2 separate regions of the Homo sapiens genome follow, and region 2 is linked to region 1. Evidence: read pairs that join two places in POLR2A ChIA-PET (ENCODE). Cell type or tissue: CD4-positive, alpha-beta T cell. All regions are shown on one strand. Links, peaks and the distances in the headings refer to the core of each region. The heading gives the core; the rest is flanking DNA.

Region 1 (6,300 bases), core at 353-5,352:
AAATATATTCTTTTTTATTTTTGAAGGGATAAAAGTGTGTATTAGTTTGTGCTTCAAACCCCTCTCCTCCCCTAACCATCCAAGACAACTGACTGACTTTAATTAAAGACCATTTACCCTGGGAATGGATTGCTTGCTGCAATTTGTACCGAAGAGACACATTTGCAGACAAATGAATCGCAGTCCTCAGATTTCGCCCATATGACAAAAGAAGTGATTATGTTCCCTCATCACTTCCTCACTCTGAAGAACTCTATTAAGAGAATAATTTGAACTGACTCTCTGCTACGCTGCATTTTAAAGTGTGATCTATTTCAAAGCCACCAACATTTTTTTCCCCTTTTAAAAATGAGTGGTATTTAAGGAAAAATGCCAGCTGGTGTGTCTATTTGAGGAGGGGCTACAGGAAACACGAAGGTTGATTTAACTCCCTCGGAAGCTCCAGTCACTTGCAAGTGCATGAGGAACCTGGAGCCTTGGTTCCCGGCAGCAAAGAGCAGACACTGGGCCCAGCGAAGTCCAAACTCTGGTGCTGTGTTAAACTGAGCCCAAGGAATGCCTTCTCCATGGCCCTCTGATCACCTGTGCAGGCTGCATTATAACGATTTATGTGTCTGTGTACCCTAGTCTGAACAGAGGCCGGAGATGAGGCACATCCATGGGCCTCTTTTCAGACCTCATATGAATCAGGAAGGCTTAGGGCCCAACAGTCCTATATAAACTCCATGTCTCGGGTTAGACAGCAGCATCCAAACACCTCTAGCAAAATAGTTCCAGCCTCCAGAGAGCTGCTTTCAAGAGCCTGTGCCTAGATTGTGCACTGTCGTGTCCTGCTTATCTGTTTCACCCACTAGACTGGACCCTAATAAACTCTTTCTAGAAAGTAGGTCTCTGCCTGCTGCTGTGGAGACTCAAAACCTGCGTATGAATTTTGCTTTGCCATTTGGTATGCTTATGCTGGGCAAATCACTCAGCTTACCTGGGTCTGTTTCCTCATCTATAAAGTGGGTATGGCACCATCTCACCTGACTGTGATGAGGGTGCAATGTGGTAACACAAAAGCACCCAACACATCCCTCCATCTCCTTGTTCCCCACCCCCACCTCATTATGAGAGGACATGACATATAGTAGAAAGAGCACTGGACTGAGAGGCAGGCAGGAGGCCTGTGTGACCCCAGGCAAGTTATTTACCTCATCTGTAATGACCTCAGTTTCCCCATCTGTAATGGGAAAATGGGAAGACTAGTTCCTAACTCTGGCCAGCCTCAAAGGGGTAAGGTTAGAAGGATTATGCAAGAAGATTCATATCAAAGTATTTCTAAAATATAAAATATTGGACAACTGCATAGATGATCCTAGTATCTGAGGCAGTGGGGAGTTTAATCCCAAGTCAATATCAAAAGGCCACTGGCTTGGAAAGTATCTGAGAAAGTCCCTGGTAAATTTCATTCCATTCCAGCTGGGGTCTTGGCACTTGCATTTTCCTGAGCCCAGCCCCAGGGACCGTGGGAATCCACAGATCTGCAGGGATGAGACACAGCCGATGCCCACCGCCATGCAGGAGCCTAAGACCTACTAGGCTGAAAGTCACCCCAGGGCACTAAGCCAGGGAGGGTTGAAGCGGGTGGAAGATCATCAGGGAGAGAGTAGGTTTTCCTATTCGAGAAGTGAAAGGCGGTTTGAATGGCTGTCCTCCATGCCTTGGATTGTAGGTGGCATTTACTGCTCAAGGAGAAGGGACTCAAGACAGGTAAGCAGTTTCACAAAGACCTCTAAACATGCTAGAACCATCAGGATAGCTCACCTTTCTGCCACCTTTACAAACCCTCCCAACAGGCCAAGGCCCCTTCTCCCAGGAAGCCGCCCCAGATTACCAGCATGAGCCTATGTGCTCACTCACTTCTTCTGCTAGGCTGGGGCTGCTGTGGAAAGCTCCATAAGTGGCCCATCTCCTCTCCAGACCCTCCCTGAGAGCAGCCCACCCAGGGGCTTCCCCAGGGGCTTTACAGCAAGTGAAATCAACAAGGTGCCTAACGGGCACGTTAGTATGTGCAAACCACCCAAAAATGTCTTCTATAACTGGAGGTTAGACGTGGGGAGCCAGACAAAAGAGCTCCCCTGCCAAGACGCCGGCCGAGCATAGCAGAACGCTGGTTTGATCCAGTACTGTTACTTTCCACAAGATTCATTCATTACTTCTGCAGACATTTATTTAGCACCTACTATATGCCAACATTGAGGGCCTGGAGCTGCTGTTGTTATGACTGCAAAATAAGTAGGTGGCCCTGCTGGACTTTCCTAAACTCACCCAGCTTAGCTGGTCTTGTCGCCTCCTCTGTGGTCTGCATCAGGATGAGCAGGGCCTGGGCAGAGGGATGGCGCTCCCTGACACACTCACTGTGAGTCCATTTAAACAAACATTCCTGAAAGCTGTTTACACATCTCTTCTTAAAGACCAAATTTTTAAATTTCCCAATTCTGTCTCATGATCTGAATGAAAGGAATCTTTTAGTAAAATAAAGAAAGTATCCTCTTTCACACACAGGACAGCACGGCTTGCAAAGACTGATCACTTCCTCCCACCAAGACAAGCAGTGGCCTGGGCTGCGCACCCACGGAGGAGGGGAGGAAGTGGGGCCCGGGGCAGGCTTGCAGCACGCAGGGGAGGGGCGGGGCCGCAGGGAGGAGGGGCGGGGCCGCAGGGAGCAGGGCCTGGCACACAGTGGTGCTCAATACATGCAGAATGAGTGCTTCAATAAAAATATGTCCTTTAGTTCTGTCCTTTTGATCAAACGGAGCTGAGCTCAGCACCAACAGGGACCAGGTATCTGGTCCATTTATCTCAAACCCAGGAAAGGCATGTCCAGCTTTGGCCTGAGGAGATGAGAATTCAACTTCTTTCTCCCACACTGACCCATCCATGAGCGATTTGACTTTAGAGATGTCTGAGTGGGAAGGAGTCTGGTGTGATAGAAGGCAAAAATGTTCCTGGTGTCCTACTTCTCCCTGTAGCCCTGACTTTGGCCATGAGACTTAGCGGTTGTTCCCATCAAGAGATGGAGTCTCTCTCTTCACTCCTTGTGTCCAGGCTGGCCAATTAACTTACTCTGACCAACAGGATGCAGAGGAAGTGACTGTGTGCCAGTTCTGAGCCTAGGTCTTAAGAGACTGTGTGCTTCTGTCTGTTCTTTTGGACCCTATCTCTGCCATGAGAGAAGTCCAGGTCCACATGGAACAGAGCTGAGTCATCTAACCAAAGCCATCCTAGACCAATCCTGGCCTAGCTAAGACCCACAGACTCAAGAAATAATAAATGGTCTTTGTTTAAGCCATTAAGTTTCAGGGTGGTTTGTTACACAGCAACCGTTAGTTGATACAATGAGTTCAGCCTTCCAAACAAGTGAGGACCCCGAGGCCTAGAGAGGGGAGAGACCTTCCCTAAGACCACAGCTGCCAACGCAAGAGTCCAAGTAAGAAACCACTCACCCAGGGTCCCATCAACTATACTCAACCTTGACCTTTCTTTAAGAATTCATTGTTTTCATCTTTACTAAGTCATCAGCCTTCAGGTTCTGAACAAAGGGCAGCAGCAGGTACTTGAAGGTCACTGAGCAGCCACGACAAGGGAAAGTCTATCTCGCTATTTCCTATCCTGCTACCTCTGAGGTTCTAGAATCATGCTTCCAGAAAGCCACTGGGTCCCCGCAATTTACAACCAAGTGTTTCCATGAAAATCAAACCATAGTAGCCTTTCCCCACTCTGTAAAAAATTACAGAAATCAATAGGATTTTTAATATTAATAGTAATCTATAAAAGGTACTTAGAATAGCACTTGGCACACAGTACATGTTCAATAAATGTTAGCAACTATTATTATTAAGGTCTGTTCTGACACAGCTTTCTTAAACCTTTGGTGCCTGTTACCATTTGTCAGCCAGCAGGCAAGATGAATGAACAACAACAAGCACAGTGAACATTTACTGAATGCCTGGGCAGGCCAGGCTTTTACATATGACATTGCAGTTCATCTTCTCAACACTTGTTTGAGGTACCAACCCCATCTTACAGATGTGGAAACAGAGGCTCAGTGAGATTAATTTACCCAAGGTCAATAAATCTAGGAAGTGGCAGAGCAGGATTCCCACCCCAGCTGTCTGACCCATGCCAGTGGGAGAACAGCAATGATTACTCACCTCTGTTTTCTCCAGTGCTTAGCAGAGTATGGATTGAACAAAAATGCAGAATGAGTATATAAATAAACTTCCAGGGGCTCAACAAGAATATAGTGTTTCCAGCTGGGCTCAGTGGCTCATGCCTGTAATCCCAGCACTTTGGGAGGCCAAGGCAGGCAGATCGCCTGAGGTCAGGAGTTCGAGACCAGCCTGGCCAACACAGTGAAACCCTGTCTCTACTAAAAATACAAAAATTAGCTGGGCGTGGTTGCGGGCGCCTGTAATCCTAGCTACTCGGGAGGCTGAGGCAGGAGAATCGCTTGAACCCGGGAGGCAGAAGTTGCAGTGAGCCGAGACTATGCCACTGCACTCCAGTCTGGGCGACAAGAGTGAGACTCCATCTCAAAAAAATAAAATAAATAAATATAGATAGATAGATAGATAGATAGAGTTTCCTTCTGCTAGAAAGGCTAACGTTACGAAGACTGACAGTATCAGGCATTGGTGAGGAATCTTCATGCATTCCTCTACCCCTGCCACCCCAGGCCCTTGCAACTTAAAGGACATTTACTGTAACCAAGACGGCGGGGAGGCAATGCAGCCACATCTGATTAACACAACTGAATAGGGCTCACAGAGCCCTGGGTAAGAGCATGGGCTTTGGAGCTGGAGAGTTAGGGTGGACAAGAAACATCTGCGTGCCTGCCTCCCAGAACACTGGTTTGATTCAGTACTGTTACTTTTGACAGGACTCATTCATTGCTTCTGCAGACATTTATTGAGTACCTACTACATGCCAGCATTGAGGGCCTGGAGCTGCTGTTTTTATGACTGCAAAATAAGTAGGTGGCCCTGCTGGACTTTCCTAAACTCACCTAGCTTAGCCGGTCTTACTGCCTCCTCCGTGTTCTGCATCAGGTCTCTGAGTGTCCCTTCTCCTTGAGCAGTAAATGCCACCTACAATCCAAGGCATGGAGGACAGCCGTCTATACCGCCTTTCACTTCTCAAATAGGAAAACCTACTCTCTCCCTGATGATCTTCCACCCCCTTCAACCCTCCCTGGCTTAGTGCCCTGGGGTGACTTTCAGCCTAGTAGGTGTTAGGCTTCTGCATGGCGGTGGGCATCGGCTGTGTCTCATCCCTGCAGATGTATGGATTCCTGCGGTCCCTGGGGCTGGGCTCAGGAAAATGCAAGTGCCAAGACCCCAGTTGGAGTGGAATGAAATTTACCAGGGACTTTCTCAGATACTTTCCAAGCCAGTGGCTTTTTTTTTTCTTCTTTTGACAGCGTTTCGCTCTTGTTGCCCAGGCTGGAGTGCAGTGGTGCAATCTCAGCTCACTGCAACCTCCACCTCCCAGGTTCAAGTGATTCTCCTGCCTCAGTCTCCCAAGTAGCTGGGATTACAGGAGCGCAGCAACTGCCCAACTAATTTTTGTATTTTCAGTAGAGACAGGATTTCTCCACGTTGCCCAGGCTGGTCTCAAACTCCTGACCTCAGGTGATCCGCCTGCCTCGGCCTCCCAAAGTGCTGGGATTACAGGCATGAGCCACTGTGCCTGGCTGCAACTCCATCTTGAATAGGGACTGGGTAAAATGAAGCTGAGACCTACTGGGCTGCATTCCCAGGAGGTTAGGCATTCTTAGTCACAGGATGAGATGGGCGGGGGTAGCTGAAGATACAGGTCACAAAGACCTTGCTGATAAAACAGGCTATGGTAAAGAAGCTGGCCAAAGCCCACAAAAACCAAGATGGTGATGAAAGTGACCTCCCATTGTCCTCATTGCTCATTAGGCACTAATTATAATATATTAGCATGCTAAAAGGCACTCCCACCAGCGCCATGACTATTTATAAATGCCATGGCAACATCAGGAAGTTACCATATATGGTCTAAAAAAGGGAGGAACCCTCAGTTCAGGGAATTGCCCACCCCTTCCCTGGAAAACTCATGAATAATCCATCCCTTGTTTAGCATATGGTCAAGAAATAACTGTAAGTATATTCAGTCAAGCAGCCCAGGCTGCTGTTCTGCCTATGGAGTAGCCATTCTTTATTCCTTTACTTTCTCAATAAACTTACTTTCACTTTATGGACTCGCCCCAAATTCTTTCTTGTGTAAGGT
Region 2 (6,300 bases), core at 524-5,523, 87 kb after region 1:
CTGAGATCACACCACCGCACTCCAGCCTGGGCGACAAAGCGAGAAAAAGAGAAGAGAAGAGAAGAAGAGAAGACAAGAGAAGAGAAGAGAAGAGAAGAGAAAAGAATGGAATGACATAAAAGATAAATCACTAGAGTGGAAAAATCCAGAAACAAAACCATATTGTATATAGTCAATTAGTTCAGCGAAGGCATCAAAGCAATTCAGCAGGGAAAGGAAAGTTTTTTTCAACAAATAGTGATAAACAACTGGACATCTAAATAGCAAATAGTGAACTTTAACTCCTACCTTACATTATATACAAAAATTAACTTGAAGTCAATGAAAGACCTAAATGTAAATACTGAAATGATCAAGCTTCTGGAATTAAAAAATATTCATAACCTGGGGTAGGCAAAGTTTTTTTTAAACTAGATACAGAAAGCACTCATCAAAAGGAAAATACTGATACACTGGCCTTTATAAAAATTAAAACTTCTGCTCTTTGAGTGACACCATTAAGAAAATGAAAAGACAAACCATAGACTGGGAACAAACATTTATAATACATATATCTGTTAAAGAACTTGTATCTAGAATATATGAAGCATTCTTGCAATTCAATAAGACAGTAAATAGACCAGTTTTTGACATTAAAAAAGAACAAAAGTTTTAAACAGACATTTATAAGAGAGATACAGAAACAGCAAATAAACGGCCGGGCGCAGTGGCTCACACCTGTAATCCCAGCACTTTGGGAGGCCGAGGCAGGCGGATCATGAGGTCAGGAGATTGAAACCAGCCTGGCTAACACAGTGAAACCCCATCTCTACTAAAAATACAAAAAATGAGCCAGGCGTGGTGGCGGACACCTGTAGTCCCAGCTACTCAGAAGGCTGAGGCAGGAGAATGGCGTGAACCCAGGAGGCAGAGCTTGCAGTGAGCTGAGATCGTGCCACTGCACTCCAGCCTGGGCAACAGAGCAAGACTCCATCTCAAAAAAAAAAAAGAAAGAAAGAAAGAAATAGCAAATAAACACATGAAAAGGACATTCAATATCAACAGTTAACAAGGAAACAAAAATTAAAGCCACAACAAAATATCACTATAAACCTAAAAAGGCTGACAATAACAAGTGTTGGCAAGGATGCGGAACTCTCACATATTGCTGGTGGAGTATAAAATGGTCTAACTACTTGGGGAAAGCGCTTCCAGTTTCTTATAAAGTCAATCACACATCTGCTCTATGGGCCAGTAATTCCACCCCTAGTTATACAGAAGAAATGAAAACATATGCCCACACACAGACTTGTACATAAAATGTTTATAGCAGCTTTATTCACAATAGCCAGAACAACTCAAAAGGCCAACAGGTGAACGAATAAACAAATTGGGGTATAATCATACAATGGAATACATCTCAACAATAAAAAGGAATGAAGTACTGATACGCACAATATGGATCAATTTCAAAAACTGTCTTCAATGAAGGAAGCCTTGTCCACAGGGCATGGACTGTACTATTCCACTTATTTTGTACTTTTTTTTTCTTTGAGACAGGGTCTCCCTCTGTCACCCAGTCTGGAGTGCAGTGGCCTGATCAAAACTCACTACAGCTTCAGACTCCTGGGCTCAATGAATCCACCCACCTCAGCCTCCTGAGTAGCTGGGAACACAGGTGTACACTACCACGCCTGATTATTTTATATATAGAGAAAGAGAGAGCGACAGGGTCTTGCTATGTTGCCCAAGCTGGTCTTGAACTTCTATCTTCATGTGATCCTCCCACCTCAGCCTCCCAAAGTGCTAGAATTACAAGCATGAGCCATTGTACCTGGCTTACTACTCCATTTTTCTGAAGTTCTAGAACAGGCAAAACTAATCTCAGCTAATAGAAATCAAGACTGTGATAGGGGCTAGGTGAGAGGTTGATGATGGGGGAATCGTCTGGCAAGGAGCAAAGGAACTTTCTGAGATGATGGAAATGTTCTGTATATGATACAACTGTGGTCTACACGGTTTTCTGCATTTCTGAAAATACAGCAAACTGTATATTTAAGATCTGTGCATTTGGCTGGGTGCGGCTCACACCTGTAATCCCAGCACTTTGGGAGGCTGAGGCGGATGGATCACCTGAGGTTAGGAGTTCATGACCAGTCTGGCCAACATGGCAAAACCCCATCTCTACTAAAAATACAAAATTAGCTGGGCATGGTGGCAGGTGCCTGTAATCCCAGCTACTCGGGAGGCTGAGGCAGGAGAATTGCTTGAACCCAGGAGGCAGAGGTTGCTGTGTGCAGAGATTGTGCCACGGCACTCCAGCCTGGAAGACAGAGCAAGACTCCATCTCAAAAAAAAAAAAAAAAAAAAAAAAATCTGTGCATTTCGCTATATGTATTAATAAATTATACTTAAATAGTAGCTACAACACAAGGTTGTTGTATAAAAAATAAGATGAGATCACAAAGAACAAACATTGGGAAGCAAACAGTCTTAGTGATACAACCCATCAGCCCCAACAGGACATCGCTGCATTGCACAGTGGATTTTATGGCGACCACGAGGCCAGCAAGAATGATTTGTGTTTAGCATGATGCTTAAGAAGATGGCAGAGGTGGAAGGAGGAGAGAAAAACTTCCTTTTATTTGGCCATTGAAAATGGTTGCTATTTAGTGACAATTGTTTGCCCAGAAGGTTCACCTTGGCAGCAGCTGACTCCCAAGAAGATGCCAGATAAAAGCACAATTATTGATCATCTATCAAGGCGGGCACTAATCAATATAGCAAAGTTTCTTCTGTAAAAGTTACCACTAAAACAGATGGACAATTGCCCTGGTTGTAGCCTTTAATTAAAGAAGATTCCAAGTTAAGAAATTCAGACCCCCTTGTGAGTAAGAACTGTTTTGACCACCTGCCTGCCAAGTGTGGGGAGCTCTCAATCAAATCTTAGGCAACAGCCTTCTAGGGGAGGAAACACCCGCAACTGAGTCCCCACACTGAGGCTGTGGTCTCTGTGGCTTCTATTCTCTTTGAGGGTGGAGACACCAAAGCAGGTCTGACTTAACAGCAATCTCAGTTGCATCAACTCTACATTTAGGACATCCAAAACCCTGCTGTCTGAGCTACTGACCAGCCCCCAGAGTGAAGGGGGAGTGAGGAGGAAGACGGAGGGGCCTAAGTTCCTTGAGTCCTTGGAATTCTTTGAGGAGTCTCCCGTTTGGCTTCTTACCATCATCTGCATGGCAATACAGAGCTAAGAACATTTGTTGTTTCTTTTCCCCAAATTATGCAAATGTTTATGCATAAAGGCCTTGCTTGGCCCAGGAATAGCAGAGAATCAAGAACCAGGGCTTATTGTTTGAATGATCCTGGTCTTTTTGGACTGCAGGTGCACAGAACCGGAAAGACAACAATCCTTGACTCATGACACTTGTCCCTGCTCCATGCATGGCCCCTATTTTCAAGAAATGTAATCATAAATCCATGAGCTCGCCTGAGGCAACTAGCCTACGTCCATCATTCCCTTGGGAAATCCTTCCCAATTTTGCCACTGAAAGCAACGCAGGGAGAGCCTAAAGCTCCCAACACTTCCTCTAACACAGATTCAACTTAGGATGCAAAAAGAGGTTTCTTCTCCAAGCCAGCGTCAGTATCCACAAGGCTGGGTGCTCACCTGGATTACCAAGCAGCTTCCCTACACAGGGGCTTTACAATCTGCAAGACTGATTTATTTTTTTCAATAAGAGAAAAGATGTAAGTCCCTTTGAGCAAAGTATGCCTGATATATATCACAATATTTATTTTTGGTGGAGTAATGGATCTGTCTTCTGGGAAAGCTAGAGAAAAAGCATTTCTTGAACTCGGATGTAAATCAGTCACTGTGAAAACCACAGGGGAATCTATATTCTTACCCCCCCCCACCACCACTAACTATACTGTGAAATAGGCAGCAGACTTTTAAAAATCATCCTTCTATTTGTTTCTAGCCCTGACACTAAAGACAGAGTTAAGAATATGGGGCCTAAGAAGCAATTGCTCCTGGAATGCCTAATTCCCTCAAATGGTACAACTAGAAATGAAAGCAGAGACACAACCAACGTGTGGGAGTTAAGTTGTATACCTGGTAGGGACAAGTGCTAAGCTTTACTCAACTGCACACTTGGTCCTACGGAAGGAGGAGGCGTATGGCTGGGCTGAGGATGTAAGGGTTTTCCAAGGGGCCTGTCCAGTTATTACAGGCCAGTCTCCACCTATGTTAAATGCATGGTAGAGCAGGACAAGAGGGAAACGGAAGAGACTGAAGGGCCAGGGAGAAGGGAAAGGATCTTGAATGGATTTACAACTCAAACAGAGCTCTTGGAAGGAAAGCTATTTAAATCTGAGCTGTTCCTAATATTAATTATCCTGAACATCTCACAGGCTCAGATTCACATGCTACAAAGCCTTTTAATTTTCCTACCTGTCCCTGGCACTAGTGACGATAAATCAGATATACAGAGAAAACAGAAAAAAATCACACATGACTAACGAACCAGCCCGTTAATGGGGAGCAAAGATCATTTGCCAAGATGACTTATTCAGACACTGTCACATATCATAACCAGCAATACCCTGGTGGTTGAACACAGCAGGCACAGAGGGCAAGAGCTGGGGTGCTCCCTCCCTGCCAAGTCACAGGCACCCTCCGATGCCTGCTCTCTAGGCATGAGAGATTTTACTCACGAGTGTCACCTCCACTCCCTCAAGTCAGATTTACCCTCAGAAAATTGCTGCAACTTCTAAAAGGCCTCTTGGGTCACTGAGCCGCTAAGCCCCTAAACCTGACTACAGCTCTTACTGTGAGGGTCCTTTGAATTCCAGGTACCCTAAGGGAGAAGACCCAGCCTTAGCCACTAGCAATCTTAACTGTTAGTTTATGGATCTTTAATGTAGCCATTCATTAAAGTAGGTGAGTTCCAACTAAATGTCAGACCCTATTCTAGGTGCTTGGGCAGATCCATAAACAAACAGTAAAGAGGTGGAAGAGAAGAGAGAAGGGTCCCCTAAATGCCAGCCTCTTGGTTTACCATGAAGACTGAGGCCCAGTAATAAACAGGAATTTCCAATCAGAGTTGATGGAACAGCTAGGACTTGACCCAGCTTGGATTCTTAACAGAACTGCAGCATACAGTGGTTTGTAAGAACACTGGGCCAACAGCACAGGGAAGGTGGGGAAATTCAATCCACATTCTCCTCACCCAGCCCTGCACTCTGGAGTGATGCTGGTGCTGCACCTAACCAGAGGAAGGAGCCCTTTCTGTGGTTTGTTTGAAAACACCATATGGGCAAGGGCAAGTCCCAACTCCAGTACCGCGTTCTCAGTGCCCCAGCCAGCCTAATTCCCTTTTATAAAAAGCCCCCTTCACTGGAAGGAACTGAGGTTCCCCAGAACAACAACCAAGCACTGGCCAGGCGCGGTGGCTCGTGCCTGTAATCTCAGCACTTTGGGAGGCTGAGGCAGGTGGATCACCTGAGGTCAGGAGATCGAGACCAGCCTGGCCAACACAGCAAAACCCCGTCTCTACTAAAAATACAAAAATTAGCCAGGTGTGGTGGGGCGCCTGGAATCCCAGTTACTTGGGAGGCTGAGTCATGAGAATCGCTTGAACCTGGAACCTGGGAGGCGGAGGCTGCAGTGAGCCAAGACCACGCCACTGCACTGCAGCCTCGACGACAGAGCAAGACTCCGTCTTAAAAAAAAAACAAACACAAACAAAAAAAACAACAACAACAAAAACACAACCAAGCATCATGGGTAGGACCCAGAGCAGTCTGAATTCTTCCACTGAGATATAACCCTGAAAAGCTGTACATTCCCATGTGTGAGACAAGTCTGTTTGAACTTGAATCCATAAGAAACCCGCCTATGAATGACATCCCCCATTTCCTATATTATCCTCAGATCTGAAAGGCAAGGCTACTACCAAGCCTTCACCCCTTTACATTCCAGCCAACACCTTTACTCTTCGTGATTCCAAGCTGAGGGTAATGGGAATAATTAACTTAACCAACTGCCTGAATATCTATTCTTGGATAGGTGCTAGACAGAGATACAGCAGTGAACATCACGACCCCATCAACACCACCACTACCACCACACCATTGTCCCTGATTTCCAGTACAAGATATCTCAAAACAGAGTTCGGAAAGCCCAACCGCTATGGAGTCCCTGACCAGACTGCCAGTTCACTTAGGGGCCAGGGCCAGAAGCAAGAGGGTCTATAACCAGCTTATTCTCCTCTCCCTCACCCCATTTTACAGGAAGGTCCAGGAAGGAGAGGT

The links. ChIA-PET counts read pairs that join two places held together with the same protein. Peaks named below come from ENCODE experiments on the same cell type or tissue, not always from the same donor. Only the 100,000 strongest peaks of a DNase experiment are listed, where the experiment ranks them.
Region 2: POLR2A ChIA-PET joins it to region 1 with 6 read pairs; 4 of 35 experiments call an interaction of 5 or more read pairs at or near these places.

What each region holds. Positions count from the first base shown.
Region 1 is chr1:25,708,042-25,714,341 of GRCh38, reverse strand. The region is part of intron 2 of MAN1C1 (mannosidase alpha class 1C member 1); the gene reads right to left. Among named protein-coding and RNA genes, the nearest start is that of SELENON, 89 kb to the left of the region's middle. RefSeq lists enhancers at 4,793-5,768, 5,769-6,300. In CD4-positive, alpha-beta T cell, for the core only: no CTCF peak of the experiment used is centred there; a DNase peak (open chromatin) is centred at 2,621; H3K27ac peaks cover 330 bases.
Region 2 is chr1:25,621,053-25,627,352 of GRCh38, reverse strand. All of the region lies in intron 1 of MAN1C1 (mannosidase alpha class 1C member 1), which reads right to left. Among named protein-coding and RNA genes, the nearest start is that of MAN1C1, 7.4 kb to the right of the region's middle. RefSeq lists an enhancer at 5,502-6,002. In CD4-positive, alpha-beta T cell, for the core only: CTCF peaks have their summits at 4,206, 4,422 and 4,635; DNase peaks (open chromatin) are centred at 2,982, 4,622 and 5,292; H3K4me3 peaks cover 1,582 bases; H3K27ac peaks cover 532 bases.